2 separate regions of the Homo sapiens genome follow, and region 2 is linked to region 1. A link is an interaction called in ENCODE POLR2A ChIA-PET data of the cell type or tissue named here. Cell type or tissue: MCF 10A. All regions are shown on one strand. Region 1 overlaps ADGRV1 (adhesion G protein-coupled receptor V1). Region 2 overlaps ADGRV1 (adhesion G protein-coupled receptor V1).

Region 1 (4,000 bases):
CTAATTTTTGTATTTTTTGTAGAGACGGGGTTTCACACTATGTTGGCCAGGCTGGTCTCGAACTCCTGACCTCAGATGATTCACCTGCCTCGGCCTCTCAAAGTGCTGGGATTACGGGCGTGAGTCACCATGCCCAGCTCCTGATTTTTTCCTTTTATTCTATAGCCTAATGATTGTCATTAGATGATTTTATGACATGGCCAATTTTGCTTTTTAGAATGCTTCAGTGTGGAATGGGGATAGACAAGAATTGAACAATATTGGTCTCAAGACAGCTGTAATAGTCTAAGGATGAGATGATGGGAGACATCACCAAGGTGCTATGGACTGAATTGTTTCCTCCATCCCCCAAATTTGTATGTCGAAGCCCTAACTCCCAATGCAATGGTATTTGGAGATGAGGCCTTCAGGAGGTAATAATCTCATGAAGGTGGAGCCCCCATGATGGAATTAGTGTCCTTATAAGAAGAGACATGAGAGGGTTCTCTCTCATCCATGAGAGGAGAGAGCAAAATGTCCATGCAAGCCTCGCCAGGACCTGAATCAGCTGACGCCTTGATCTTGGACTTCCAGTCTCTGGAACTGTGACAAATAAATGTCTGTTGTTTAGGACACCCAGTCTATGGTATTTTGTATGGCAGCCTGAGCTAATACACCAGGCAAAATCATGAAGAAAGGGAGGGGAACATTTGAGAGATATTGATGAAGTGTAGAGAAGAAAGGAGTTACATATCTGACTGCATTCTGTACCAATTACATATTGAAAGGGTTCTTATACTAATAAAAATACTAACACATATTGAGGACTTAGTATGTTTCAGGAACTATACTAAATACTTATATGAATTAAAATTTTATCTTTCACACAACTGTACGAAATTAAATAGTGTTATTACACCTGCATTACATATGAGAATAGTGAGGAAAACTAGGGATGTTTTGGTACCATAAAGAGGGGCAATCTTTCTTGGAAATCAGAAGATTAAGTAGAAGATGAAGGAGTAATTTTCCAACCCTGATCACTTCAAGTTTTTTTTTTTTTTTTTTTTTTTGCAGGGTGTGCGGAGCTGGGTGTAAAGTCTAATACTACTTTTATGAAATTAGAGTTCTCTAAGTTTAAAATTTAATGTTTACATGTCACTATTACCAAGAAGAGTTTTGAAAACAAAATGGTAAGGGCAGAAGTATTGATGTGAACAACAATGGCAGCTCTGGAGAGCTTGTGAATCAACCTCTGATTCTAATCCCACAACTGAGCAGCCCTGTAAATGTGAAAACGTTTCTAAGCCTCTCATTTCCTTGATTTCCTTGTCTGACTAGAGGAAATCATACCTGCTTAATAGGCTTCATGTAAAAATTGAGATAAAATGTTTGATAGCAAACTAGTTGACTATAGTTAACAACATGTATTGTATATTTCAAAATAGCTAGAAGAGATAACTTGAAATGACCCCAGCACATTGAAATGATAAATATTCAAGGTGATGGACATCCCAAATACCCTGACATGATCATTACACATTCTATGTATGTTACAAAATGTCACATGTACCCCATAAATATGTACAGATATTATGTACATATATATATATATTAAACTGAGATAACATACGTGAAATTCTTAACACAGTGCCTGATGAATGGTGAATCGTAATGGGTGGCAGTGATGATGACAATAACCATGATGTGGACCACCAAGGTGCAAAGGGAGATGCACACCTGCACTTACATGCAGTGCCAGCCCTTTACTCTTTCTCTCACCCCCGTCCCATATCCATGCTCTATGCCCTCTGTCCACCTAGAAAAAAGATGTCAATTAAACATAATAGTTTAGTACTGAAATAGCCAGAGTTGGGGATTACCTTTGTCCTCATCCATCTCCAATTGAGACTGGTAAAAGGCAGCTCACTAAAGTAAGAAATCCAGGAAACCTGAGTTCTAGAAAGGCCCGGTCTGCCACAAGTGGTCAGCCCCTTTTCCTTCTTGGCTACATTGTAAATCAGGGGTGTTTCAACAGAAATTTAAACCTTCTCTCAAAAATATGATTTTCCTTTTTACTTTTCATGATGATGTGCAAAGCCTTAGGCAACTCCTGATGTTATTGTTCTAGGAGTTTTTCATGAGCAGTATCAAATCCTAAGTGTTTTCAGAAACAATAATGAAGAAAACAAACACTGAATGACTACACATCATCTTCCAGGCAGAGAGATTTCTGATATGAATCTTCGAGGATTGAGATCAAAAACCTAAGCAGAGAATGGGCATCCATATGTATGTGTTTTTAACATGTGGGATTTCCCCCACCACTATTGGCAAAATGTGGGAAGAGTGAACTGTGCTTCACAAAGATTTTTTCAAGCTTGAGTGGGAGTGTCTGTTCACGGTTGAGTGAGAAGCTGGGGTTTTCCTTAGGCCCCAAGGCATTGTTTTTTTAAAATGTTATTTTCAGAAATGGAGCTTGGAGTAGACTGCAAACAGGCATCTAACTGCCAAGGACATGTGAAACCTGTAATGTTGGTCATTCTGGATCCTATTCAAGTACATACTGTTACTGGGTAAGATCACTTTTACTTTACTTTAGCAGAAGCCCCAATTCTGCTTTAGGAAAAAAAATCATATCATGTTTTCCCATTTTTATTTATAAATCCTGAAGGTTTCTGCAAGCAGTAACATTTAAAAGGACAATGACATACTTACAAGTTTGATGTGAGAATAATGAGGATATTGAAACACCAGAATGTTTCAGCTACTGACTGCTTCAAATAAGCTAGCACCAAACTTAGTGACTTAAAATAATGTACTATTTCTCCCAATTCTGCAATCTGGGCTAGGCAGGTTTTCAACTCTGTGTGGTGTCCATTGGGGATGGAACCTACAAGAAGCCTTCTTCACTCACATGTCCATGTCTGGAATCAGAGCTGGTTTGCCTGACACAACTGGAGGCTGGCTGAGCCTGCCTTTGCACATGTCTGCTGCACATGGCCAGCGTGGGGTTTCTACCACCGTGGTGGTCTCTGGGTAATTGAACTTAGATGGTGGCTTCCAAGAGGAAGGAATCTAAAACTGCCATTCATCTTAAAGTCTAGGCCCATTATGAAAAAGCATCACTTCCATCACATTACATTGGTCTAAGCAAGTCCAAAGACAGTCCAGATGTAAAAGGATGAGAACTAGTCTCCATCCTTTGATGTGAGGAGTAGCACCTACATAAAAGGAGAAAAGTAACTGATGGCAGCCATCTTTGGAGACTGAAACACAGTTTATTTTATTTACCAGGAGCTCTTTCCTTTCCCTCTTTTTCCTTTGGATTTCATTTCCTTTGCTCTATTTGAAATTTTAAAAACGACAAGAGTAAAAAAGGCACTCAACTTTAGGATGTAAGGGATGAGCATTTACAATATTCACTATAAAAAGTTTTCAATAATTTTTATAATAATAATAAAATATTGATTTATATTACTATTGTTGTTCACTCTAAGGTTGAAGAAATGGAAGCATTCATCCTCAAATAATGCTCCCATGTAAGAGATGTGGCCATTACAGTACCAGGAGATTCTAAATACCTCAGGTTCACATTACATGACTAGCTGGATCCAGCCACATTTCCATTTTCATATATCATATTGAAACCTATGTGTGGGATTTTTAGAAGAAGGGGATTTGTAATCATCTACTTTCTTTCTTGATTGAAATGAATTTTCCTCTCCTGATCCATGAATCATTCCTCATATAAGAACTGGATCATGAATCAGAAAGGAGTCAGTAAATTCTAATGAGCCTAAAAAGAGAGACATGCTTATCGTTGCCAGAGATCAAAACCAAGCCCGAAAATTACAGGCTTTGTTTAAAATGCTGCTTGAGATATTGAAATTTAGTTCAGGTACATACCTTTATCATAACTCATTCTCACTGCACATCCACCCACTGAAGGGAAGAGGAGGCAAGTGATTCTCATTAGGAGCCACTGACCTTCAACAATTTGGTTCATGGCAGTCAAAGG
Region 2 (4,000 bases), 96 kb after region 1:
ACTAAGGAAGAAAACAACATAAAATGAACAGGCTCTTCTTTAATGGCACAGAACACAAACTCTACTGGCTTAGGCAATGTTACCGACCAACAAAAGGCCAGGATCTACTTAATAATTAGTTTTGATTTTTTTAAGTTAGTTCATACATTCATTCTTTCATAACAATTTCATTCTTATCCAAGAAATTCAGGATACCTCAAAATTCTGGAAACACAGGGAAATATTTAGTTGATTTGCTGTATTTTTTATTTGCCTTAATTTGCTCTGATTTACTCTCAGTTACAATCTTCTATGACTGTTTTGTAAACGTGTCTTTGAAGAAACATACTCTGATATGCAAACCTACTTCCCACATTAACTTCCAGGTGATAATGAAATAAAAAGCCCTATATTTTCAAGCTTTTTGACAATTTTTATTTATTGAGGGCCTATCATATGGCAGGGCCAGATACTGTTCTAGTGGGGAAATAACGTTGAAGACAACCTTGATCTCAGTGTCCAGTGGAAGGTGTAGACAAATAAACAGAAAATGATCGCACAGAGAGAAAGTACTATAGTGGTGTTCATTTTGTGGTCCATGTTTCCCAATTTATACTCTCTCCCTTTTGTTCATTCACATGACAAATATTTATTGCTTACTAAATTTCACAGACCAGTGTAGGTGCTGGGGATACAGCAGTGAAAGAGATGGGGTGGTATTTACTTTCTTGAACCTTAGTTTCCAAATAAGTGGGACACAAATAATTAAGGGCAATATTTCTTTTATATTATATTTACATCACATCTTATATCTGTTATTTCCTACTGAGATAAAACATATAAATGGGACAAGTGTGTAGAGTGAAGGGGGATGAGGGGACACATTAAATAAATAAGAGTAAGAAAACTGAGGCCTATAAATGCTATGTTGGCTCCAAATCCCACACCTAACTTGGATCTAAGTCTTCTAGTGTCTTCTTTCCATAAGGAATGCTCATATTTAATTATCATTTAGTACAGTAACAATATTGAATGCCATGCCATACATATTTCAAACAGTAATACTTATTGCCTGGATAAATCCTCCTTCTCAATTTTGTATGGTAGAAAGAGTGTGAGTATGAATGAATTATATATTATGTCTATATTATTATATGTCTATAATTCATTCATACTCATTAATGTTATACTTTAAGTGGATAATCTTGGGCAAGTCACAACATTTTCAGAGCCTCAGTTGCATGTATACAACAAGGTTATTATAAAGATTAAATGAGATGTTACATGTAAAGTGCTGAGCACATACATAGTCAATGCTGGAAAATGTGACTGCCTCTTCTTAAATCTCTTATTAAGAGGTCAGACAGTGTGAAAGACAAAAGATAAACACTTTTCTATTTGAAAAATAAGCATTCCTAATGTTTGTGGGAAGGCTTTCAGATGTTTTATTTACTGAGGCTTCTGAGTAAGATTGTATCTGTACCAAATTAGCCTTGAGGGATTAGTATTAGGCTAAACCAGGGAAGGATAAAAATGTTTGGTTACTTAGAGATTTGTGTCTCTGAATTTTATTTCCTGCCAGCACTCCATATCTCTATGTACATCTGCTTATATCTGTAATTATGAAGCATGTTTTGAGTTGTTGCTTATGTAACTTTGTTCTAATTCATTTTTAAAAATTACTAGATCCAACTTTTTTTTTCTTTCTATAATTAATATAGGGATGTGGACTCAAATAAGCGGGGTTGTGTAAAGTGTTGTTGCTGGGGTAATCAATACTGCCTGTTAAAGAATGAAAATTCATACAAAGCAAGAATCATTGATTAATCCATCTTCTAAACAAAAGTACTAATTATTTATGTTGGATAGATGCTTGTGTGCATCCATGTGACATCGTAACTCGGTGGTGCAGTAGGTGGAAGAGTCAAGGAGGAGGGTACAGATTGCTAAATGACTCTAAGCTGATTCACCATGATAAAGATTGAGACATTTTCAAAATGTCTGCTTTTACGCAGAAGGACATTAGTTCCATCAGTCAGAATTACTCAACCTGTCAGCAGCTGTCTGGCCTTGACCACAGGCTCAGATAAGACTGAGACAAATGTAATTGTTAGATTTATACATGCAGTGCTTCTGTCCCAAAGAGCTCAAGGCCCAGAGTGGCTGAATTACTGAATACTTGATTAAGTAAAACAAGCTTCAAATGTCATAAGCTTTTGCCAATTATAAATAAAAAATAATTTAAATTTCTTCTTAAAAGAATATGATCACTGAAATATACTCTAGAGAAGTATTTCCCATAATATATCATTTTTAAAGCTATGGACTAGAAATACTAGAATGTAATGGAACAACATTTAATTATTTTAGAAACATTACATAGGCCAAACGTAAGATTTGTGTTGACTAGCTCATTTCAAGTTTTACTTGAATTTTATTTTAATGTAGTGTGGTAGGCACATTTTTGGACAAATGCCTAGCTCATGAGCAGCCCTTTTCCAAACCCTGCCTCTCTAACCCTCCTCCCACCACATGCAGAGTGCGCTCAGTGTGCTCTGTGTACTCCCTGACATTGCTCCCCTGGCCACAGCTGATTTAATCAGGGGAGAAGCCTGGCCCGGCTGAGCCAATCATCTACACTGAATTCCTTGATGTTCCATGAGTGTCTAAGCTGGTCGACTGAAGTAAGTGGACATAGAAAGGGCGTAGCCATGAGGGCAGTGAAGCAGAGGTGTGTTAGTAGAGAAGAATGCTCACAGTCCCTGTGAGGTCTAACTGTAGTTACAGTTCTTAGGTTCAATGAGTTATCCAAAATGCCTTTACAATTTCAATGTTTGTTTACATTAGCTCAACTTAGTTAACTTAGTTTTTCTTTCTTCTTCCACCCAAAACTTGAATGAGATGTATTAATGTATTGCTTTCCCAAAGCAGTGGTGTTAAAATCTCTAGTTACTGCCATTTTTTTTAAAAACCAAAAGAAGATGGTGGAGCATTTGACTATACAATATGTCCTCACTTAATACCATCAATAGGTTCTTGGAAACTGCAAAATTAAGCAAAACAAAGTATCATGAAACCAACGTTACCATAGATTAACTGATACAGAAAAGAGTTAAGTTCCTATGGCATGTTTCTGGTCACAAAACAATGACCAAGCTTCTAAATAAAGACCTAAATACTTCTCATATTAAACAATGAATTAAGTGTGACCTATACATACCTTTAAGAAAGATGGATAAGAACAAGTGAGATGATTATTTTTACAAAATTTTTTTTTAGAGACAAGGTCTTGCTCTGTCACCCAGGCTGGAGTGCAGTCGCATGATCATAGCTCACTGCAGCCTTGAAGTCCTGGGCTCAAGCAATCCTGACACCTCAGCCTCTCAAGTAAGTAATTTATCCAGGTTTTGGTGAATCAATGAGTGCCACTGGTTGTCATGATGGTGGGTTAAATCAAGGAATCAATGTTTGCACAGTGAAAATTGTCAGGAGCACCTTCTACCACTAGGCATGTCAAAAACAATCACAAACATGGCAGGCTCCCTGTGCACTTCTGTACAGCATTGTTTATTGTCCTGCATTTACATGATTTACTTTCTTCATATACTTTATAAATTTTTATTTTACAATAATTTGTATTCACTTATTCATTCATTTTATAACCTGCTTATTCCAGTTCAGGGTCAAGGATGACCAGAGCCCATTCTGGCAGCTCAGGGCACAAGGCAGGAACCAGCCCTGGACAGGATGTCATCCCATCACAGGGTGCACTCACACATACACACCCATGCACATGCAGAGCGGGAACATCTAGACATACCAATTAAGCCAACGTGCACAGCTTTAGGATGTGGGAGGAAACCCAAGTACTAGAGAAAACCCATGCAAACATGGGGAGAACATGCAAACTCCACTGTGAAAAGAAAATAAATCTTGGGGCCCCCAAATCACTAAGCTAAAGGGAAAAGTCAAGCTGCGACTGCTTAGGGCCAACCTGCCTCCCATTCTATTCAAAGTTACC

Evidence for each region. Peaks named below come from ENCODE experiments on the same cell type or tissue, not always from the same donor. Only the 100,000 strongest peaks of a DNase experiment are listed, where the experiment ranks them.
Region 2: POLR2A ChIA-PET joins it to region 1 with 10 read pairs; 2 of 35 experiments call an interaction of 5 or more read pairs at or near these places.

The regions. Positions count from the first base shown.
Region 1 is chr5:91,077,641-91,081,640 of GRCh38, reverse strand. The region is part of intron 86 of ADGRV1 (adhesion G protein-coupled receptor V1); the gene reads right to left. Among named protein-coding and RNA genes, the nearest start is that of LUCAT1, 230 kb to the left of the region's middle. In MCF 10A, no CTCF peak of the experiment used is centred here; a DNase peak (open chromatin) is centred at 2,390.
Region 2 is chr5:90,981,345-90,985,344 of GRCh38, reverse strand. ADGRV1 (adhesion G protein-coupled receptor V1) reads right to left here. Exons shown (of 90, transcript NM_032119.4): 85 at 1. Among named protein-coding and RNA genes, the nearest start is that of LUCAT1, 330 kb to the left of the region's middle. RefSeq lists a silencer at 1,959-2,253, cis regulatory regions at 3,299, 3,487 and enhancers at 3,227-3,371, 3,415-3,559. In MCF 10A, no CTCF peak of the experiment used is centred here; a DNase peak (open chromatin) is centred at 1,994.